3 separate regions of the Homo sapiens genome follow, and all the other regions are linked to region 2. Evidence: chromatin loops called from intact Hi-C (ENCODE). Cell type or tissue: CD4-positive, alpha-beta T cell. All regions are shown on one strand.

The links. A loop is a pair of places that touch in the nucleus more often than their neighbours do. Peaks named below come from ENCODE experiments on the same cell type or tissue, not always from the same donor. Only the 100,000 strongest peaks of a DNase experiment are listed, where the experiment ranks them.
Region 1: it touches region 2 in a loop (4-fold over the local background); 14 of 110 quality-filtered maps call a loop at or near these places.
Region 3: it touches region 2 in a loop (7-fold over the local background); 11 of 110 quality-filtered maps call a loop at or near these places.

The regions. Positions count from the first base shown.
Region 1 is chr14:91,191,229-91,199,228 of GRCh38, reverse strand. DGLUCY (D-glutamate cyclase) reads right to left here. Exons shown (of 14, transcript NM_001102368.3): 10 at 2,755-2,854. Among named protein-coding and RNA genes, the nearest start is that of GPR68, 49 kb to the left of the region's middle. In CD4-positive, alpha-beta T cell, no CTCF peak of the experiment used is centred here; a DNase peak (open chromatin) is centred at 4,728.
Region 2 is chr14:91,282,006-91,290,005 of GRCh38, reverse strand. It overlaps CCDC88C (coiled-coil domain containing 88C), which reads left to right. Exons shown (of 30, transcript NM_001080414.4): 25 at 663-901; 26 at 6,489-6,677. Among named protein-coding and RNA genes, the nearest start is that of GPR68, 41 kb to the right of the region's middle. RefSeq lists a silencer at 6,630-6,836. In CD4-positive, alpha-beta T cell, CTCF peaks have their summits at 3,144 and 3,347 (motif pointing right); a DNase peak (open chromatin) is centred at 3,365.
Region 3 is chr14:91,224,547-91,232,546 of GRCh38, reverse strand. It overlaps DGLUCY (D-glutamate cyclase), which reads right to left. Exons shown (of 14, transcript NM_001102368.3): 14 at 6,915-7,863. The coding sequence ends at 7,714. GPR68 (G protein-coupled receptor 68) reads left to right here. Exons shown (of 2, transcript NM_001177676.2): 2 at 1-15. Among named protein-coding and RNA genes, the nearest start is that of GPR68, 16 kb to the left of the region's middle. RefSeq lists enhancers at 2,714-2,763, 3,311-3,400, 3,461-3,780, 3,811-4,090, 4,101-4,160. In CD4-positive, alpha-beta T cell, no CTCF peak of the experiment used is centred here; DNase peaks (open chromatin) are centred at 2,606, 3,606, 3,926, 5,196 and 3 weaker places; H3K4me3 peaks cover 947 bases; H3K27ac peaks cover 5,844 bases.

The DNA.
Region 1 (8,000 bases), 91 kb after region 2:
GGGTCAGAGGCTATAAAAGCAGGAGGCCAATGGTCAGGGTTGCTATGGGGATGGGAACATTGCTGGTGCCCACTCAGATCCCCTTTGTCCAGCAGGGATAGCCAGGCCAAGAGGCTGAGAGTATTGGCTGCTATTGGCCTGCTGCTGGCCCCTTCCAGGATCTTGTTCAGTTTACAGACACAAAACAGAAGGAAAAGGGCTCAAAATACAAAAGGAGTGAGTCTAACACAAAGATAAACTTCTTTAGATAGAAACAGAGAAATAAGGGGCACAGATGGTATAGTGGTCAGAATGTGGGCTGTGGCAGCAGATCATCTGGGTTCTGATTCCAGGTCCTCCTGCCACGGGCCTTGGGCAAATTGCTTAACCTCCCTAACCTTCATTTTCTGCATCTGTAGGGTGACATGACCACACTGTGTACCTCACACAGTGTTCAAAGGGAAACATGAGAAAATGCACAGGAGGCGCTTGTCATGAAGCCCTGAACCTACTCAGTGCTCAGTCAGTGTTGGTTACAGTGATTATTGTTGCTATGATTACTAGCAGGACTACTGTTTTGACAATCCAATTTAAGAACATGCAGGCTGGGCGCAGTGGCTCATACCGGTAATCCTAGCCATTTGGGAGGCCGAGGCAGGCAGATCACTTGAGCCCAGGAGTTTGAGACCAGCCTGGGCAACATGGTGAAACCTTGTCTCCACTAAAAATACAGAAATTAGCCAGGTGTGGTGGCGAGTGCCTGTAGTCCCAGCTATGCTTGGGAGGCTGAGGTGGGAGAATCGCCTGGGCCCAGGAGGCAGAGGTTGCAGTGAGCCAAGATCACACCATTGCACTCCAGCCTGGGTGACAGAGTGAGACCCCGTCTCAAGGGGGAAAAAAAAAAAAGGCTGGGCACAGTGGCTCATGTCTGCAATCTCAGCACTTCAGGAGGCTGAGGCAGGTGGATCACCTGAGGCCAGGAGTTCGAGACCAGCCTGGTCAACATGGTGAAACCCAGTCTCTACTAAAAATATAAAAAATTAGCCAGGTATGGTGGCGGGTGCCTGTAATCCCAGCTTCTTGGGAGGCTGAGGCACGAGAATCACTTGAACCCGGGAGGCAGAGGCTGCAGTGAGCCAAGATTGTGCCACTGCACTATAGACTGGGCGACAGAGCAAGATTCTGTCTCAAAAAAAAGAATATGCATATTGTACTTTTACATCTCTCTCAATCCTTCCAAGACAGTGTTTTTCAAAAATCTCAACTCTGCTATATAAAATAGTATGGCCATTCCTCAAAAAATTAAAAATAGAACATACCATATGATCCAGCAATTTCACTTCTATGTGTATGTCCAGGAGAAGTGAAAGACTCAAGGAGTTATTTGTCCACCCATGCTCATAGCAGCAGTATTCAGCATAGCCAAGAGCAGGAAGCAAACCCAGTGCCCACTGACAGATGAATGCAAAAACATAATGTGGTCTATACACACAAGGGAATGTTATTCAGCCTTAAAAAGGCAGGACATTCTGGCACATGCTGTGACATGAATGAACATTGAGGACATTATGCTAAGTGAAATAAGCAGTCACAAAAGGACAAATATTGGATGATTCCACTTACACAAGGTGCCTCGAATAGTCAAACTCATAAAGACAGAAAGTAGAATTGTGGTTGCCAGAGGCTGGGTTGAGGAGGAGATGGAGAATTATCTTTGAATGGAGCACAGACTTTCAGTTTTGCAAGATGAAAAGAGGTCTGCAGATGGATGGTGATGATGGCTGTACAGCAATGTGAGTGTAGTTTTACGCCACTGAAGTGTAAGCTTAAAAAACAGTTCAGAGAGGCCAGGTACAGTGGCTCACACCTGTAATCCCAGCACTTTGGGAGGCTGAGACAGGTGGATCACCTGAGGTTAGGAGTTCAAGACCAGCCTGGCCAACATGGCGAAACCCCGTCCCTACTAAAAATAAAAAAATTAGCGGCCAGGCGCGGTGGCTCATGCCTGTAATCCTGGCACTTTGGGAGGCCAAGGTGGGTGGATCACTTGAGGTCAGGAGTTTCAGACCAGCCTGGCCAACATGGTGAAACCCCATCTCTACTAAAAATAGAAAAATTAGCTGGGTGTGATGGTGCGTGCCTGTAATCCCAGCTACTTGGGAGGCTGAGGCAGGAGAATCACTGGCACCTGGGAGGCGGAGGTTGTAGTGAGCAGAGATCGCGCCACTGCACCCCAGCCTAGGCAACAGATAAAGACTCCATCCCCACCCCCTAAAAGAAAAAAAGTTTGACCATAACACACAGTAAGAAATACACACACTTGCATGTACACAGTCTTATGAGGGAGTACTTGCCATTACTATACAAGATATACAATGATGCTGTATTTCTATTTCATTTTCCAAAGGTGCTGGATACCCTAACTGAAATGATTTCACTATTCTCTAACATGTCATGACCCACAGTTTGAGACTGAGAAACTTTTTTTTTTTTTTTTTTTTTTTTAGTGCTATGTCTCCCCTCTATCAGGAAGATATGCTGTCTCTCTCTGCTGCCCAGGGACCTGTTACTTCCAGAGATGTTCTGTGAGGCCCCCAGGATACCTTGAAACCCCCCAGCCTCATTTGTTAGTCTGGTCCATGAGAACCCATCTTCCTTGGCTCATGGCTTCGCTCCCTCTGAAGGGCTTGGGTGTGCAGACACTTTGTTGGCTAAGTGAAGAGCATATGGGCGTTTCCACCATCCGCCACTTAAACTGGGATGCGACATACGTACCTAGGTGTCTGCGGGTCCCCATTTTTGCACAGGAATGCCTGAGCAGCTTCCACTGATCCACCTTGGTAAGTTAATATCGGGATCTGCGTCTTCAGAACACCTTGAAAATAAAGGCAAGCAGGGCACACATCAGCTCTAGTGTTGGCTTTTGGAAATTCACGTTGGCTTTTCAAAAGCTTCTTTGAAGGGTATCATTACTGTTGTTGAACAACATCTATCTGTAGAACATGTTAGGTAAGCCGAGGCCATGACACAGAGGATATTTAAGTTTACTTTTGGTCCTGGGTAAACTCTAGGGTTGACGGGGGTGGAGGGCAGAATCGGGCTAACACAGCCTAACAAATATGCTGCATGTAAGATGCCCATAATACCATGGGAACAGCGGCCTGTTCTGGCCCACTGCCATCACGAGGGCTGAGCATACATTTATGTGCCCTCGGTGACAGTGCGCCAGCCACTGTGATTTAATTTTTACAACAATTCCATGTGATAAAAACCATCATGGGCTGGGCACGGGTGCCTCATGCCTGTAATTCCAGCACTTTGGGAGGCCAAGGTGGGCGGATCACGAGGTCAGGAGATTGAGACCATCCCGGCTAACATGGTGAAACCCTGTCTCCACTAAAAATACAAAAAATTAGCCCGGCGTGATGGCAAGCGCCTATAGTTCCAGCTACTCGGGAGGCTGAGGCAGGAGAATTGCTTGAACCTGGGAGGCAGAGGTTGCAGTGAGCCGAGATCACGCCACTGCACTCCAGCCTGGGCAACAGAGTGAGAATGCATCTCAAAAAAAAAAAAAAAAAACAAAACCCAAAAAACCATCATTATCGCGATTTTAAAGATGAGGAAAACTGAGGCTCAGAGATGCCAAACAACTTGGGCAAGGCCATGTATATATGTCAGTTTCATGGCTCCAATTCTCACCCCAAATTCTCACCCACTCCCTACCTCCCTGCATACCTTCAGGGAAGGTCAAGAACAACTGAAGGAAATTCCCAGAGTCTGTGCCTTGGGATACTTACTTATATTGGAGTGATTTCCAAAAGTGAATCAAAGTGAATTTGATTCTTAAAAATAGGACCTTTTCTAATGACAAAAAGAACACGTATTGTTGTAGAATATGTGGGAAATACACAAAAATCCCAAAATAAGATAAAATGAACTTGGTTTTCATTAACCGATCTATCTCACAGCAGGTTGGGATAGAATCCCAGCATAGTCACTGGCCAAAGATAAAGTCTTCACACAGAGCTTAAGACGGCAGGGAGCCAGGAGCAGGGTGTCTTGGACCCACTGTTATGGTCTAGCTGGTCCTGCAGGAGCTCCCAGACTGCTCTGTAGCCCAGGATGGCTGCCAAGGTAGCCTTGGAGGAGCTTCAGCCAGCTCCTCAATCTCCATCATCAGCCCCTCACACCCCTCACGTAGAGCCAGCCCAAGGAGGCACCGTACCCATGTTAAAACTGCATGCTTGTACTGCAAATGCAGCTTCCAGACAGCGGCTCCCACCCTCAGCTACTCCGCCATGCTGCTGCCCCTGAGCTCTTTGGGAGCTGCCACTGCCACCCCAGTGGGTCAATGGGGCAAGTTGGCATGAGGAACAAGAATCATTGTCAGAAATCTTAAAGAATCCCTCACTGGCCGGGCACGTAGCTCACACCTGTAATCTCAGCACTCTGGGAGTCTGAGGCGGGCAGATCACGAGGTCAGGAGATTGAGATCATCCTGGCCAATGTGGTGAAACCCTGTCTCTACTAAAAATAGAAAAATTAGCTGGGCGTGGTGGCGGGCGCCTGTAATCCCAGCTACTCAGGAGGCTGAGGCAGGAGAATCACTTGAACCCGGGAGTCGGAGGTTGCAGTGAGCCAAGATCGCGCCACTGCACTCCAGCCTGGCAACAAGGCAAAACCCTGTCTCAAAAAAAAAAAAAAAGGATCCCTCACTGTGGCTCCTTCCCCATCCCCCCTCCCTAACCTCAGCCCACATCTAAGTGGGGAAGGCAAGTAGCTGTTAGTCATCGTGATGCTCACAGAACACATTCTACATGTGAAGCCATAAGCTGGCAATTTGGGGTTGGGGGACAGTCACAACAAAGGGGAATGACCCAGCCCTTCCCTGTGCTGTGAGGGGCAGCCTGCCAATCTGGAAAGGGGGCTGAACTTAGAGCCAAACAGCCCTCGGTGGGAACGTCACATCATTCCCTTGCTATGTGACCTTGGGCAAGCTATGTCAGCCATTGGTTACCTCCTCTACAAAATGGGGTAACACCCACCTCCCAGGACTACCGCGACAGGGCAATGACATGCTGTGTGCTAACTACCTGGCTGGCCGTCGTGCACACGGTCAGTGCTAAGTAAAGGATGTTTCTTTCTTACTGCCTCAAAATTGGATCAAGGATATAGGATACTAGTAAAAAATACCAGGGAGTCCAGGAAGGCAGGGAACATAATGTATCCCAAAGTGGGGAACACACGAGAAAGGACACAGGAGAATCCCCAAAAAGGAGGGTCTGGGCAAGATGAGGTTCCCACTTCTGAGCTATGAAGAAAGAGCTATGGTCTGTCTATGCTCAAGACAGGAAAGAAATGACAATGCCTAGTCAGCTTTAAAACTCCTTTTTTTTTTTTTTTTTTCTAAGATGGAATATCACTCTGTCGCCCAGGCTGGAGTGCAGTGGTACAATTTCAGCTCACTGCAACCTCCACTTCCCAGGTTCAAGCGGTTCTCCTGCCTCAGCCTCCCTAGTAGCTAGGACTACAGGCGCGTGCCACCACACGCAGCTAATTTTTGTATTTTTTGGTAGAGACGGGGTTTCACCATGTTGGCCAGGCTGGTCTCAAATTCCTGAGCTCAGGTGATCTGCCTGCCTTGGCCTTCCAAAGTGCTGGGATTACAGGGGTGAGCCACTGCACTCAGCCTCTTTAAAACTTTTCCTAGGCTTTGGTTATTAAAAACGGAGCTGAAATAATTTTCATTAAAAGGCCAAATTGCTTTTACTTTCTTCATGCAAATGTAATGTAAGTTCTGTAAAATCCAATATAGCAAATTCTACCCTCTGAGCTCCCATGAGGACAAGAGACAAGACCCAGCTCTGAGTGGAGTCTGGCAGGCGTCTCCAAGCCAGGCTGTCAGGTGAGCAGAGAGGGCAGAGTGACTTCTGGGAAGGGGGCAGCTGAAAATACCCAGCAACACCGTTGTCAGATGGAAATGAGGTTGGCCTGTGAATGGTGCTCTACGCCGTCGGCAGCCCTTCCTCCCGAGGCCTTTCTCTGCCCTACGGAAACACGGCCCCTTGCCTTTCCTCTGGCCTCAGCGCTGCTCCTTCTCGTCTCCCTCGCTGGCTGTTCTGCCCTTCTCCTCATCCTCTTAACACAGGGAGACCCAGGACGCAATCCTGGGTCCTTTGCTCTGCCTCCATTTATTTCCACAGTGCTCTCACCCAGTAGTTTGACTTGAGAGCCCACCAACACGCCAACAGCCTCCCAATTTCTCCTTGCCCACGCTGCTCTCCTGAACTCTTTATATATCACTAACTGCCTCCTTGACTTCTCCACTGTGTGTCTAATAGACGCACCTCATACCTAACAGGGTCAAACCTGCATTCTTTTAAAAATTATGGTAAAATACGTGCAACACAAAATTCACCATTTTAGCCTTTTTATTTATTTATTTTGAGACACAGTTTTACTCTGTCACCCAGGCTGGAGTGCATTGGTGCGATCTTGGCTAACTGCAACCTCCACTGTCAGGGTTCAAGCGATTCTTGTGTCTCAGCCTTCCAGGTAGCTGGGATTACAGGTGTGCACCAGCCACCACGCCTGGCTAATTTTTGTATTTTTAGTAGAAATGGGGTTTTGTTATGAGACACACAGGTCCTGGTGGAAACGGGGTTTTGGACAGGCTGGTCTTGAACTCCTGACCTCAAGCGATCTGCCTGTCTCGGTCTCCCAAAGCGCTGGGATTACAGGCGTGAGTCACTGTGCCCGGCCTGTTTTAGCCATTTTCAAGTGTATAGTTCAGTAGCATAAAGTATTTCACATTGTTGTGCAACCATCACCCCCATTCATCTCCAGAACTTTCTCATCACCCCAAACTGAACCCCTGTACCTATAAACAACTCCCCATTCCCCTCTCCTCCCAGCCACTGGCAACCACCACTCTACTTTCTGCCCTATGAGTTTGCCTACTCTAGGCATGTCATATGCGTGGAGTCATACAATACGATTGGCTTAATCCACTTCTCAAGATGTCCTCGAGGGTCATCCATGTTGTAGCATGTGTCGGAACTTCCTGCCTTTTTAAGGCTGAGTAATAATTATATACCACATTTTATCTATCTGTTCATCCATTGATGGGCACTTGGTTTGGTTCCACCTCATGACTGTCGCAAATAAAGTGCTATGAGCATTAGGGAACAAATACCTCTTGAGTCCCTGCTTTCCTTTTTCTGGGGTATATGCCTGGAAGTGGAATTGCTAGACCATATGGTATTTGCTGTTTTTAATTGTTTGAGCCACTGCCATCTGTTTTTCATAGCATCTGCACCATTTTACAATCCTTCCATCAGGGCGCAAATGTCAAACCTGGACTCTTGATTTACCCCTAAACCTGCCAGTCTTCCCCATCTCAGTTCACAGCAACTCCATCCTTTCAGTTACCAGGACAAAAACCTTAGAGCAAGCCCTGATCCTTCTCCTCACACCCACACCCAATCCATCTGGAAATCATGTTGACTGTACCTGCAAAATAGATACAACATCTGGCTACTTCTCACAATACCCCCTGCCCTCTGTATCTGTACTTTTTGTCTCTTTGGGTTTCTTTGAAACCAGAACTTGAGACTTGGGTGCAGATGGTCTCTTGGGAGATGGTGCCACGAAGCATGTGGGAGGGAACAGGGAGAATGAGGCTGGGAAGGAGGGAACGTGCACCTTCAAGGTTGCTGCTCTAGGGAGTGGGGCGTCAGTTCCACCAGGACCTATGTGTCTCCAAAAGACAGGGAACTGTCCAAAAGACAGTCACTGTGCCCGGCCTGTTTTAGCCATTTTCAAGTGTATCGTTCAGTAGCATAAAATATTTCACATTGTTGTGCAACCATCACCCCCATTCATCTCCAGAACTTTCTCATCATCCCAAACTGAACCCCTGTACCTATAAACAACTCTCCCCATTCCCCTCTCCTCCCAGCCACTGGCAACCACCATTCTACTTTCTGCCCTGTGAGTTTGCCTACTCTAGGCACGTCATA
Region 2 (8,000 bases):
AGCCACCATGCCTGGCCCAGAACCTCAGTCTGAATCTTCTGTTTGACACAGAAATTGAAGCCAAGATGAGAAACTGGAGTGATAATATAAATAGATGCTGTTTCGTTTCAGAGACGGGGTGAGAGCACAGGCAGGGTTCTCTTCATGTCACACCAGGATGCCCTCGGTGTCCAGCTCGCTGTGATGTTATTGCTTACTCTTTAAATGCACTGATTTTTAATCAAACAGCCTGCTCTCCTCTGCCCTCTCCACCTCACCCAGATTACTCAGTGCCAGGGAGGAGTCAAGGGAATGCCAGCTTATTTCACTGATTATTAACTTTAGCAGAAAATGAGATTCATGGAAATGGCTTTTTGACAGAAAAATTGCCAACTAAATTAAGCACGGCATCACTTCCTTCATCCTGGGAGACTAGAGTGGATTTCTGTCACAATGCACATGGCTCTACCATCCCCAGCCCTGTGCCAAACTGAGAATTAAGTTCTAGCTCCTGAGCCCCAAATATGATTACCATGGTCATGAGCGTCATTGTCCTGAACCCCACGTGAGTGGCCTAGCTTCCCAGACTGGGGAAGAACATCCCAGCCCATGTTAGGGAACCAGGGACCCACTGGGGGTGTGTGGGAGGGCTGGCTATGTCCTAAACATCTACTTCTAACCAGGAAGAACCACTGGATTGGAGCCAAAGCCTTAGTCAAACTCATCAAACCAAAGAAAGAGGGTTCGAGGGAACGCTTAAAATCCACCGTGGACAGCCCTCCCTGGCAGCTGGAGTCCTCAGACCCCGCCTCGCCGGCGGCCTCTCAGCCGCTCAGATCACAGGCCGAGAACCCCGACACCCCCGCACTGGGCTCCAACTGTGCAGAAGAGCGCGACGCCCACAACGGGTCTGTGGGGAAAGGTAGGGGCGGCCGTCCTGGCCGTGGTCGGGTGAGGAAGGGGGTGTCCTGAAGGGTCCCGCACCGGTGGCTGTGCACACGTGTGCAGGAACGTGCCAGGGGTGGGTGACTGCATGTGCGCCTTCGCTTAGATGTGTTACGAGCCAAGTAGAAATTCAGCGTGGCGACCGTTTTGTCCCATAATGCTTTTGTTACTTTATTTTATATTTTATTTTAATTTTTTTGAGATGGAGTTTCACTCTTGTTGCCCAGGCTAGAGTGCAGCCTGGCTGCCTCCCAGGTTCAAGTGATTCTCCTGCCTCAGCCTCCTACGTAGCTGGGATTATAGGCGCCCACCACCACGCCTGGCTAATTTTTTGTATTTTTAGTAGAGACGGGGTTTCACCATGTTGGCCAGGCTGGTCTCGAACTCCTAACGTCAAGTGATCCACCCGCCTCAGCCTCCCAAACTGTTGGATTACAGGCGTGAGCTGCCACGCCCAACCACTTTTGTTGTTTTAGAACAAAAGGTATCATTCATCATGTAGCCGGGCAGATATCTCAATATCCAAAGCTGACATTCGTGCAGGTACCATAGAGACAAGCGACATAGCTTATTTTGGGCTGCCTCGTATGTGCCAGATTTGTAGAAAGCTGCTTTGTGCAGGGAGATCCCAGGTGCACTCAACACGTTCTCCATGTATATAAGACCTCCCGAAAGCCTTGGGTGGTTTATCTGTTACCACTTTGAAAGGTGGGTTAGGACTTCTTCAGCCTGATCTGGCCTTGTGTCCCACCAGCCACAGGACACACTGTGCCTTTTCCCTAAGGGCTGTCCTTTGGAGTTTGCCAGAGGTTCTGAAACAAGAACAGGATTTCTCATCATGTATGCTGTATTTCATCAACTCTCAGGAGCCATGAAAGCTGCACAGTTACTTTATATACCACGAGGCAATCAAACGGTACAGGGCCACCACTTCGAATTTTTCTTACGCTCTTGTTGAAAGAGCTTTTCTAAATAAGAATTCGATTTTTGTACACACACGTAAAAGGAAAATAGGACCAAGATGAGTTGGTTATGACCATGTCAGTTTTGTCACCGTGGCCACCTGGCCAGTGGTGACTGAGACATCACTGAAATTGCCTCCTAATTTCCAAGACGTTAAAGGTGTCTTAGAATCGATTAGACACAGCATTTACCTTACACATTGTTAAATTTTCAGCTTTACCTTTAAATATCATTTTGGGGAGATTATTTATCCCAGGCCTGCATCCCAAGTCATTTAAATTTTTACAAAGGACACTAGGACTTTCTGAAGACCCAGCCTATGCCTGAGACCCATGGGGTCTTGGAGGCGGAGGATATAACACTGAAGACCAGCGACAGGCTACCCTCTGAGTGTGGTGTGTGCACAAGCCTTTCAGGGGGCACATTCACAAGTACCTGTTGTGTCCCCTTCAGATGCAAAAAAAAAAAAAAAAAAAAAAAAAGACCTGGTGCAGTGGCTCATGCCTATAATCCCAGCACTTTGAGGGGCCAAGACAGGAGGATCACTTGAGGCCAGGAGTTTGGGACTAGCCTGGGCAACACAGGGAAACCCCCATCTACCAATATATATATTTTTATTTAGCCAGGTGTGGTGGCACGTACCTGTAGTCTCAGCTGCTCAGTCGACTTGAGCCCAGGAGGTCGTGGCTGCAGCGAGCTATGGTCATACCACTGTACTCCAGCCTGGGTGACAGAGTGACACCCCATCTCTAACAAAAATAATGTTCACGCACATTGTTCAGGGACTAACACACTGTCATTCTTTATGGGGATAAGATTAGATAGAGTCAGCACCGTAAGACAGGGTGAGAAGGAAAAAAATTAGAGGCCTCACATGCAAGTAAATGAGAAGCTTAACTTTTTTTAAGCTAGAGGGGTTCTGTTGCCTCAGGTTTTTATATTGGCTCCTGTTTAATTTTTGGACATTTGTCATCTCAACTTGTATTACTCTTTAAGTGGAATTAATTAACTATAATCAGTCTGAGTTAGGAAAACTTTCAGAGAAAAAAATGCTTGACTGGTCCAAAGTGATCCGTGAGCAAGCAGGTCTGTAAACCATGATCATGTTCACTAGCAGCCACCATGTCTTGGGTGCTCCCTCTGGGCCCAGCACCCTCTAACTACTTTATGTGCTTTATGCATCTCATTGAATCCTAACGACCCTATCAAGGCAGGTGGACGTGGCCTCCCCTGTGTAGAGGTGAGAAAGTGAGGCTCAGCAGTGTAAAACATTTGCTTTGGGTAAGTGGGACCCAAATGCAGGTCGGCCGCACTCCGGAGCCTGAGCTCTTAACTGCATGCACTTAACTGCATGGACTGCCTCCAGTTAAAGCTCTCTGGGTCCCTGAAGATGCCGAACAAGAGCCTAGCCCTGAACTGGCCACAAGGACACCAGCCTTGAATAAGTTGGTCCCTTATTCTGTGGTGTGAGCCACTGTGGCCACCAGGTGGTGCTGTGGAGGAAGAAATAATGGAAATCCTGGTATCAACTTTAATCCTACATCAGAAATTGGTTAGGTCGATTAATGTTACTATAAGACAGTTTAGGAAGTTAGCCCAATTGTCTGCTTTGTTAAGACACTAGAGGCTAAGGAGTGGAGGATTGGAGTGGAGGATGTATATAGAAGATCTAAAAGGAAATCATGATTCTTGGTGTTGAAGGGTTTTTTTTAGTATGCAAAGGAGGTATTTAAATTATTTTAAAACTCATCCTGCCGAAAGATTATTTTAGAGATACAGAATCATTAGTGAATACTTCAGGTAGAGTATTTGATTACAGCGCCCTGAAACGGATCATTGAATGTTCCCAAGGTCTTTGAGTGGGAACGGGAGGATTGTGTGAGCTGAGCTGTTAGGGACCCCATCATTAAAATGGATGAGTAAGAGAAGTTGGGCCCTAAATTAATAAGCATTAGTGTTTAATAATTTGGCACACTGAAACCGAAAAATCATCCAGACCATTGGCTCCTTGGGCAGTATGTAATTCTCCTCACACGCTGAGGAAATAAATTGTTGGCGTTCAGGTGCCTTTAAATTAATTGAGTCAGAGCACAGATGATTACTGAGCCCTGATTCTGTTCTTGAGTACTGTGTACTGTTTTCATCTTTCCTGGGCAAGACGGGATTCTGATTTCTTAAGTACATTTAGCTAATTTCGATTCATTTGTCATTATTGTTCATTTCATTTATTTGTGTTTTCTTTTTCCTTCCTCCTTTGGGTTATCCGATTGATAACAATTTAGCACCTCCGCGCAAAAAGAGTCCCTTTTTGAAAAGCAAAAACAAGGACAAAGACAAGTCTCCAACGACCCACCCAGCTCTCTCTAAACGCCTGCGGTTCTGGTCTTCCTCCGACATCCCATCCTCTCCTAACGAGCCTCTCTCTTTCTCCGACATTGGAGATTTCTAATCCCTTTCCTTTATCATGTGTCTGTATTGTGTACCCTCCTTCATTTCCGAAATTCAAACAAACAAAAAAAGCCAGCGTCTAAAAGGCCAGATGGCCGATAGCGGACCCCTCCTCCTGCCCCCAATTTCAAGCTTAAAGTAGCCAGCGTGGATTCTGATTTCAAAATAGAAGATGAGTTGTCACACTCCCTGGACCATTTCTTCAGCACAACACAGTTTTAGGGGGAGCCTCAGGATATACGTGCACATGTCCTTGGGCCAGGATGTCCGTACTAAGTAAGTCGAGTGGCCGTGCCCCCCTCCCGTCTCTTGCACCTGCGAGCTTATGTTTTGCCCGTGTGTCAAGCAGCACTGGCGGGTGGTTGCTGCACTTCCTAAAATGTACAGCCTCTGTCAAGTGAGGGTTTTTTTTAAGACTTATTTTTAAGCAGCTAAATTTAAAACTGCTGCCCTTTTCTCCTCTTCCTTTGTCAGAGCACTGAGTTGTGGGCCTTTTCCGGTAAGGCCCTTATAAAATGTGTTCTGTTTTGAAGGATTGATTGCTCCATTCAGGCATTTTGACTAATTGGATTGATTTTGCCCAGACAGAGTTCAGCCCAGAGTGAAGTTTTATGACTGTGCTGTGGTTTTATGACATCTTGGATGCTGAAGTTAAAACAGCAGGAGACAGAAAGAACATCAGCACACAAATCATGCCTCGAGCAAGGGAAAATGCCAGCCGGCCAGCTAGGCCATTACCTATGGAGCATTTCCTGTCTCTAGCCATCCCTGTACCACCTCCGTTATTTTTGTCATATCCTGATACCGTCTATGATTACCTACAAAAATATGATTACCTGCATGTTTTCCCTTACATTGATTCACAGTTTGTAGTTAAATGTATTAAAAGGAAAGATTAGTATCAGTCCTGTAAGTGGAAAACACACATATCATCATAAAAACAAGGTAATCATAAGAATAAACACATAATTACTAAAATATGAGAGTCGGTTAATGTGCCACTGACTTCATCTCATGAGCCTCGCTCTGGGAACCCTGGGCTGCCGTGGTGCCGGGTCCTCCAGACCTGCCTTCCGCGCATGCTGTTGGAATTGTGCTTTCTCTGTTCGCTGCTCATGCTAACTGTTCACTCATCTCTGCCTCCCCTGTGGATCCTCATTTTAGCTTCACCTGTAGGATGACCTGTCCCGATTCATTCCACCTGTCCCGATTCAGGCAGACTTGAATCTTGCTTCTCATCAAGGTTATCTTTCAAAATCCAAATTTCCCCTTGATTTCAAATCATCAGCTCTGGGCACTTAAAACTGCACAGTGAGCCCAGACTTTGAGTGGCTGGGAGGGCAGACGGCTTGATGGGTGGAGAAGCCGAACTGCAACAGTGAGTCCTGGCTCTGCACACGGAGTGGGACGCTCTGCAAAGTGCTTTGTCAGCTCTTAGGAATGCCAGCCATGTTCATTTTTATCTTGTGTTGGGAGAGCCTGTCCTCTTTCCTGTGGGGTACTTGGTTTTATGGGCTGTTTTTCTTTTATGATTTTATATGTTTTTATTTAATTTTGACCAGAGTTTATGTTCATGGTAGAAAAGTTAGAGATTTCAGAAAAGCACAAGACACAAGGTAAAAATTTTCTTGCAGTTCGTCTCACCATGCAGAGATTAAGGCTTCCCTTTTTGAAAAAACAGAATATTGTGAGGTTAGCAATAAACTTCTATTTGAAGTCCTTAGTGAGTCAGGTTAGCAGGACCTTCGGATCCTCAGCTACAGGCTTGGATCCTTGGAAGTCAGGGATTGGAGTTCCGGACAGTGTTACACAGGAGATGTGTCCTAGAGTGAATATGTGTGACTTTTACCAACAGTTTATCCCCTCAGGGGCTCCCTTTGTCTCCTCCCAGCCTCTCAGGGCTGGCAGTATGACCCCAGCATTAAAGCCAGAGCCATCCTCATGGGGCCTCTGACACCACCTGAAGCCAAGCCCTCTTGCCCCCACCTGCCCCGCCAGGCCCCATTTAAGTTGCAGCCCGAGAGCTGTGGCAGCCCCGCTTTTGTCTCTGTGGTCCTCATGCCCTGCTGCCCTGCTTCTAGGCCATGGTGTGGTTTCCCAGCCTGGGTACAGGACTTGGCAGCCTCATTTCTCAATGTCCTCTTCTGCCTCAGGCCCTGGGGATCTAAAACCAAAGCGAGGCTCCCCACACAGAGGCAGCCTTGACCGCACAGATGCCTCCACCGATCTGGCCATGAGGTCCTGGCCCTCGGAGCTGGGCTCCCGGACTTGCTCAACTTCAGCCACCACTACAGCCCCTTCCAACTCCACCCCCATCGCCCGGCACCCAGGCCGCACCAAAGGTGAGTCACAGGCCCTTCCAGAGCCATGAGCGTCGGGCCTAGTGTCCTTCCTGAAGACCCCAGGCTCTCGGAAATCAGAGAGGTTGCTCTCCCTCTCAGTCTGAGAGGTGGTGAGTAGAGGGGTGAGGCTGCTGACAGGCTTTGGTGGCACAGATGCAGCTGTGCTTACCAGCCAAGGACTTTGGGCAGGAAGCCCTTCAGAGGCCCAACTGCAATGGGGCCTCAGAACCCACTGCCACCACCGGCATTCAGGAAATGAAGGCACCAAATAGCTCCAGAAGGGAGGTGAAGGTGGGCTGAGAACCAGAGTTTGGGCTAAAACCAGGCAACTGCCATTGCCCTACCTTGGTAAAAGTTTGGGGTTTTTTTCTCGAGAGAAGATAAATTATATATTTTAAATTAGTGTGTGTATGTGTATTTTAAAGTTTTTGTAGATATGTGGTCTCATCATGTTGCCCAGGCTGGTCTCAACCTCCTGGCCTCAAGCAATGCTCTTGCCTTGGCCCCCTAAAGTGCTGGAATTACAGGTGTTGAGCCACTACACCTGGCCAAGAAAGGATAGCGTCTCTGAACTGGAAGTTCACTGACACAGTTGAGGCAGGTGTCCTGTATTGAAAACAAATGGGTTCAGTGAAGGATTTAGGAACTCCCTGTCTCCAGGGTGCCAGGAGTTCACATCTTTAGGCATGAGATTAAAATATTCTTTGAGTAATCTCATTAGCCTGAGAGAGTCCCAGCAGAATGGCTCAGTCAGATCTTGCCGGGTGACACTCAAATCAGAGACAAGAGAAATGATTGCACCCAAGAAACAAGAACAGGATGCTATAAAAAAGCAACAGGGAAGGGAGAAGCATTTGGAAATTTAAAATATGCAAAGAGAAAGGAAGAGATAATGCTTAAAACGGAAAAGGGCATTCCCCTTATAATTTAAGAGATAGGAAAATATCCAAAGAAACAGCTGAAGGAGTTGAAAGTGATTGCCTTTGGGGTGTTGGAAGTCTGAGAGAGCAAGAAGGGGTTAATTTGCATAAATAAACCCACTCACCTGACTCTTGAAGCCATGGGCATGTAGAACCTTGAGTCTGAACAACAGAGCAACAGAGATAGGGTCCTGACCTCAAGGGACCCTCCCACTCCAGATATCTGTTGCAGGTGGGCATGTCACCATCTCCAAAATGGAGACCCTGTTGTCATTTTGGAGGGGACCCAGGGTCTGCTCTCAGGTAGAAACTAGCAGGATTTTGAGGCGTGGGGCATTTTCCAGTCCTCAGGGAAAGGCCAAATGCTTGATGGCCAATGGATTCCAGGTCTGTTTCTGGTCAG
Region 3 (8,000 bases), 57 kb after region 2:
AGCAAAGTAACTGGACACCTTGGGAGTATGCTGCAGTCCTTATGGGGTAAGGGAGTCTTCAACACCAGGGGGTCTTGAGGGCCCTTGAAGAACCAAAGGAGTCAGGAAAGGGCAGAGGTTGACCTTCTCAGGGCAAACTCAAGCAGAGCGATTAGGGGATTTGCACTTGATTACCCAGCAAATGGTCAAGAAAGACACAGCCCTTGAGTGAAGTAGAGCCTTCTCTCCCTCCACTTGAGATTCATGAAGTGCCACCCAGTTCTTCAGTGTGGTGTTGCAAATTCGCTCTGTGGTTTAACTTGGCTAACTCCCTTTTGAGGACAGAGCCCAGTCATGTGGTTTGGAGAATATCACCCACTCTGTCCTTGGCCACATAACCCCTTGTACCTGCTGGGTAGCTGCTCCCCACAGTGAGGGAGGGCTCCATCAGACCACCCCCTCCTCACTAGAGAAGAAGGGCCTGTTGCATTCATCTCTGTGGGGCTGTCCTCAGTGACGGGGCTTTGTTTGGAGAGGCCCACATTTGCTGACCTGCCTCTTTAGGCTGGAGCATCTTCTCAACAGTGGCATATGCCATGTTTATCACTGAGGATTAACTGCATCATATTAAAATGTAAATTTGATCTTGGTCACTTAATCCCTCTCTGGGTCAGGCTCCTAGAGTCCTGGAGTGTTCCAGAAGAGTAGATCCTTCTTCTAAACAGATTAAGTAAGGACAATATTGGGGATTATGACTCCTTTCTCTCCTGAGAGGATGGGTGGAAGAAAAAGTCCATCTGGTTTGGAAGGTGACAGAAGCCATTAGGATTTATTTCTTATTCACCAGAGTTGTTTAGTCAGATGAGGGCTCATCTTCCTGTTTACACACAGGGCTCATCTTCCTGTTACACACACTGGTCTGTGGGTTGGCCAGACAAGAGTGGGAGAAATTTTCGGCACGAAATACATCCCCATCTGCTGCTTTCCTCTGGCTGGTCCAACCAAAAGAGAGCCAAACTCTGACCCTCTTGGCTCGTTGCTTTTCTGAAAAAGCCACTTCTTGTAGCTGGTGATCCTGAAGCCTCCATCCCTGGAATTCATCTGGCAAGACAGTAGTCTCTGATGATACTATGATTTGAATGTCCCCTCCAAAACGCATGCTGAAATTTAATTGCCATTGTAACTATGCGAAGAGGTGGGACCTTTAAGAGGTATTAGGTCATGGGTTAATGCTGTTATGGTGGGAGAGAGTTTGTTATTGGGGGAGTTCAGCCCCCTTTTTTCCTCTCTTCAGAACTTGCTTGCTTTTCTGCTTTCTGCCAGGAGATGACCCTGCCAGATGCTGGCACCATGCTCTTGGACTTCCCAGTCTCTAGACCCATAAGCCAAAGAAATGTCTGTTCTTTATAAATAACCTAGTCCGTGGTATTCTGTTATAGCCATAGAAAATGGGCTAAGACAGATGGCCTTAATCCTGAGGTTATAATGGTGCCCAGTACTCTGGGGAAATGTTGGGATTTCAATCCCATTTGCTTTAATTCAACAACTTTCAGAAGAATACTGCTAAATTACATGTTAGATATTAGTGCTGGCATATACCAGAGAGGTCATAATATTCAGTTCCCTCTCCATGAAGTCTCCCCTCTGCATTCCCCAAAAACGATAGTCCAGTCTGTCTACAAACAAACACCACCAATGACAACTCACTACTACTCAAGATGACTAATTTCAGGGTCGGGCAGAAAATTTCATGCAAAGTCCAACGAGAGGCTGCTTTCTGGCAAGTCTTTCCCAAAGTGATGGCAGTGATTCAGGATCCTCCCATCACCAGAGTCCATCATCTTGGGGTCTTCCCTTTTCACCCACACAGGTAAGGGGATGCAGCAAAAAGAGAATCTCACAGGGGTTTTTGGCCAAGTGTGGAAATGGCGGATATCCCTGCTACTTACATTCCATTGGTCAGATCCCAGGCATGTGGCCTCAACCTAACTGCAAGGGAGGCTGGGAAAGGTAGTTTTCCTATGGATGCAGGAAAGAGAGGCAGAATTGGTGAGTATCTGGCCAGTCTCTGACAGGCAGCTCTTCAAGCCACCTCAACTTAACAGGTTTTTTGTTTTGTTTTGAAACAGAGCCTTGCTCTGTCACCCAGGCTGGAGTGCAGTGGCACAGTCTTGGCTCATTGCAACCTCTGCTTCTCAAGTTCAACCAATTCTCCTGCCTCAGCCTCCCAAGTAGCTGGGATTACAGGCGTGTGCCACCACAGCCAGCTAATTTTCGTATTTTTAGTAGAGAAGAGGGTTTCACCATGTTGGCCAGGCTGGTCTCAAACTCCTGGCCTCAAGTGATCCACCTGCCTTGGCCTCCCCAGGATTACAGGCATAAGCCACCACATCCAGCCCTAAACTTAAGAGGTTTTAAGCACCCACCCCTCTGTACCTTCCTCTAAACAAAATCCACTTCTTCAAATGCGATGCCTGGAATGTGAAGTGAGAGCAAGTCTGTCTGACCTGCCCCATGGAGAACAGGCCCATTTTCCTCTCTGCTTCTTTACTTCTGGTGAGAAATCTTATTGCTGACACACATTGAGTTTATGTGAATTGCTGGTAAGCCACATCCTCCTCTCCACCTTGCCTAGAGGAAGTGGTTTTTCGAATCTGAGTTAGACCTCATCGTGCAGCCAGTGGAAGCCACAGGGAGTGGGCAGGATGTAGCAGAATGCAGTGGGCTGGACCAAGTCGGGGCTGGTGGTCAGCAAAGCCCGTGCAATGAGGGGCAAGGAACAACCTCAGAGGAATGCCTTTCCCTGCTGAGTGACGGAGGGGCCAGAGGACCTCCAGGGGACTAAGGAGCCCTGACCTGCTTAGCTGGCTCACTTGTCTTTGATCCATCTCCTGCAGGGTCTGTGTGGCTCATTCTCCCCTCAAGGTGCCAAGGTCTCCAGCCTGCCCTTGTTATCCATGGAGCATCCTATGCACTGTTCACCAGGATTACCTCCCCTCAATGTTCTTGGAAATGCCCAGTGATGCTCCTATGTCCCACAAATCCATTCTGGTTGGCACCAGGCCCATATCTCGCCTTAAATCACCCCATCATTCCCTGCATGTCATCTCCTATCTCCCTGTAACTAGCTTCTGCAGGCTGCAGCCACACTCACCATGGCCACCCCATGGATACAGGTGCTTCCTCAAAGCACAGTCAAGGCTAGGATAAAAGAGGAAAGCTGAGCAAAACTACTAAAGGTCTGAGCAGGAATCCTACAGTGGAATGGACAAGCATCAAAACTGGATCCTGGAATGCAGAGCTCCTGTGGTCCTTGGGCTGGGCCCTGCTAAGGGGTCTTCTCCCTTGCATCAGAGCCCCTGATGTTGGACCACAGGCCTGCCTCTCCCTGTAGCGGGGTCAGGGGTTTGGATGTGTCACTGAGTCTAGGACCCTTATTCTCAGCTTTCTCTGGGCTCAACCTGGTGTCAGCCTCTTTACCAAACAACTGAAATCCTCTCCCCATGAATTTCTGCCCACAGTGAAGACAACCCATTACATGGTTATGCCTCAGACTCCTCCATGCCAGAAGAGAACCCTGCTGTTACTACTGCAAAACCAAAGACCCATTTGTGTCTTCCCCCAAAACATGAGTCAGAAGCGTGCTGGCAGCTTTACCATGGTGAGGGCTTCTCTCTTCTAGCCATCAAGATTGCAGAAACGTCGGGGTACAATCTCAATCAGAGGCCCTCGCTACATGGAACTCTGCAGTCCCAAATCAGGGACAAAAATCCTAATTGGAGGACATGTGGTCAGGGAGGCTGCAGAGCTGAGGTGGCTTCACTGAGCCGTGAGATGCCGCAGATCCCCATGTGGCTGAGTTCTCAGGATGCTGGAGGTGTCAGCCCTGCTGCCGCACCAGCACTGAGCACAGCCCCTGCCTGTGGGAACTCCCCTAGAATGACAAAGGGAGACCTGGAGAGCCCCAGCCCCAGCAACTTCCGCCCAGGGCTGCATCATGCCCCTGCATAGGGAGAACTGAAGTCAGTCCCAGAACCACTGTGCTACATCCTCACGCTTAACTGCTGTGTGTACAATGCGGGGTTCATTTCTACCCTCTGTGTTCTATTCTCACAACTGTTGCTCCTTAAAGAATGAAACTAGACCTGTTTAAGGAAATGAATGAAAATTAAGCAGGTTCAACAAACATTTGGGGCCATGGCTGCGAAGCTGGACTCCCCTGATCTGGGTGAGTCAGCCGTCACTCAGCAGTGCAACCAGCACAGGATATTGTAAGAGTGTAATGGGACACGGTCAGTGACTCAGTTTCTAATGTTGTTGGGCACTGTGCAGTGGGAGCTTGTGAAAGAGATAAGGGCAAGTGACTGGAGTTGTTCAGGAGGACTCTGAGCCGCCTGAGCACTGGAGAGGCCTGACCCACCCACAGGGTGAGGCTGCCCTCCTATGCAAGAGGTTAAAGGGTCTGGGCTCAGGGGGTGCAGGGGAGCAGACAGAGAGGAGGTGGAATAGTGTTAGGGGTGAGGTGAGGGGCAGCAATGGTGATAAATGTTAGGCTCTTCAAAGGACCTTTTGCCTTAGTAAACAAAATGCTGTTCTTTTGCCTTAGTAAACAAAATGCTGTTTGGAAAAAAAAGCATTTCAAAGGTATAAATATTTTGGTGGTGGTAGGAGTAAATCTTCTGTAAAACCCAAGAACTTTGTAAATATATATTCCACATTTGCACATTTTACCATTTTCTTTTTTTCCTTTTTTGAGACTAGCTCTTGCTCTGTCACCCATGCTGGAGTGCAGTGGTGTGATCACAGCTCACTGCAGCCTCGAACTCCCAGGCTCCAGTGATCCTCCCACCTTAGCCCCATGAGTAGCTGGGACTACCGGAGCATACCACCATGCCTGGCAAATTTTAAAAACTTTTTTTGTAGAGATGGGATTTCACTATGTTGTCCAAGCTGGTCTCAAACTTCTGGGCTCAAGGGATCCTCCTGCCTTGGCCTCCCAAAGTGTTGAGATCACAGGTGTGAGCCACCATGCACGGCTGCCTGACTATGCCCTAATGATAACAGTACCCCCTCATCCACGTGGAGTATGTTCCAAGATCCCCAGTGGATAGTACTGAACTCGACTGCTGTCAGTTGGAACACGTTTCTGTTCACGTCTTCCACCCACACATGTAATGCCTTTTCCATCTTAACTGATCACTTACCACACATTGTGGCCAGAACTTTTGCAGCTTGAGGTTTGACAACAAAACTAGCACATATCTCTTTTTCCTTCTCAATTCTTTTTTTTTTCTTTTTTGTTTTGAGACAGAGACTCGCTCTGTCACCCAGGCTGGAGTGCAGTGGCGCAATCTGGGCTTACTGCAACCTCCATCTCCCAGTTTCAAGCGATTCTCCCACCTCAGTCTCCCGAGTAGCTGGATTATAGACGCCCACTACCACGCCCGGCTAATTTTTTCTATTTTTGGTAGAGACGGGGTTTTGCCATGTTGCCCAGGCCAGTCTTAAACTCCTGAGCTCAAGTGATCTGCCCTCCTCGGCCTCCCAAAGTGCTGGGAATACTTATAGGCATGAGCCACCATGCCCAGCCTCCTTCTCAATTTCATGGATAGAAAATTCATTCTTACCATAGAGCTTAGTAGCCTCAATATATGAACTTGTTCTTTATTAAGTCAAGAACTTTCACCTTTTCGGGTAAATATATATACAGTATGCTTACCTAGTCCTCCATGCCCGTGCAGCAATATGGAGAGGAAGGGAATTCCTAACTTCCGAGGGAACACCTATCAAACATCAGGAAGCCATTAGGAGATTATTATTGGCTGTACAGAAACCTAAAGAGGTGGCAGTCTTACACTGCCGGGGTCACCAGAAAGGAAAGGAAAGGGAAATAGAAAGGAACCACCAAGCGGATATTGAAGCCAAAAGAGCCACAAGGCAGGACCCTCCATTAGAAATGCTTATAGAAGGAGCCCTAGTATAGGGTAATCCCCTCCAGGAAACCAAGCCCCAGTACTCAGAAGAAATAGAATGGGGAACCTCACGAGGACATAGTTTCCTCCCCTCAGAATGGCCAGCCACCGAAGAAGGAAAAATACTTATGCCTGCAGCTAACCAATGGAAATTACTTAAAACCCTTCACCATATCTTTCTCTTAGGCATTAATAGCACCCATCAGATGGTCAAATTATTATTTACTAGACCAGGCCTTTTCAAAACTATCAAGCAGATAGTCAAGGCCTGTGAAGTGTGCCAAAGAAATAATCCCCTGCACTGCAGCCCATACATTTCAATCCCTTTATCTTTAACCTCCTTGTTAAGTTTGTCTCTTCCAGAATCAAAGCTGTAAAACTACAAATAGTTCTTCAAATGGAGCCCCAGATGCAGTCCATGACTAAGATCTACCATGGACCCCTGGACCGGCCTGCTAGCCCATGCTCCGATGTTGATGACATCGAAGGCACCCCTCCCGAGGAAATCTCAACTGCACAACCCCTACTACGCCCCAATTCAGCAGGAAGCAGTTAGAGCAGTTGTCAGCCAACCTCCCCAACAGCACTTGGGTTTTCCTGTTGAGAGGGGGTACTGAGAGACAGGACTAGCTGGATTTCCTAGGCCAACTAAGAATCCCTAAGCCTAGCTGGGAAGGTGACCACATCCACCTTTAAACACAGGGCTTGCAACTTAGCTCACACCCGACCAATCAGAGAGCTCACTAAAATGCTAATTAGGCAAAAACAGGAGGTAAAGAAATAGCCAATCATCTATCGCCTGAGAGCACAGCAGGAGGGACAATGATCGGGATATAAACCCAGGCATTCGAGCCAGCAATGGCTACCCTCTTTGGGTCCCCTCCCTTTGTATGGGAGCTCAGTTTTCACTCTATTAAATCTTGCAACTGCAAAAACAAACAAACAAAAAAAAAGACTTTCACCTTTTCACTTAAAGGAAGCCCTTTATGGCCTCTTTTTGGCATATCCAAATTGCCAGCATCTCTGCTCTTGCACTTTGAGGACATTACTGAGTCACATAAGAGGTTCTTGAATATAAGCACTGCAATACCATGACAGTCGATCTGATCACCTGCTGGGTGACTGGCAGGCGGGTGGTGTAGACAGCACGGGTACCCTGGACAAAGGGAGGATTCACGTCCTAGGTAGGATGGAGCAGGATGGTGTGAGATTTCATCACGATATTCCGAAGAGTACACAATTTAAAACTTAAGAGTTGTTTATTTCTGAAATTTTTCATTTAGTATTTTCGGTCTGCAGTTGGCTATGAGTAACTGAAACCATGAGTAACAGAAACCATGGATGGGGGAGGATGACTGGAGTCTGGAGTATCCTATCCTACATGGCCTGGGAATGTTTGTTCTCATGCTCTGCCTGGCAGTTAATTGTTCACAAGTGTCCCCATAAGTAACTGTCGAGAAGATTCTCACAGGAGACCACGTGGGTTGCCTGAAGAAGCCAGAGTGAAGGAGGGTTGAAATCAACGCCTTTAGAGTCTTAGGAATAAAAGTTAAAAAGCCCCAGAGAAATGTTGTCCTTTGTCCACAGCACCTGCACTAACCCCTCCCAGAAAGTGGGCATGCAGTTTCCCAGGCCAGGCGAGTGTTCGTTGCTCACCGAAGACCAGTGTTTACTAGCAGGATTGTCGCCAGAAGCAGCTGCATTCTCCCCGGATGCAGACCTGCCCGTTGGTAGGGACTCTGCTCACACGGAACATGGACGGTTACACCTGTGCCGTGGTGACGTCCACCAGCTTCTGGATCATCTCGGCGTGGGTGTTGTGGAAGGGCAGCCCATCCACCTCCATGCCCACGATGCCCGAGACGCCACTCCGGACTTTGTGCTGCACCAAGATGCCCAGCATTTTTTCTTCCTGGAAAAAAATAGGGCAGAAATAGAAGGAGTGGAGGGGGAGGAAAAAGAAATTTCTTTTATACACATTTATAAGTGAGAAGGATCCTTTGCCTTGACATACTTGCTTTTTAAAAAAGTAAAATTTTGGTTTAAAGT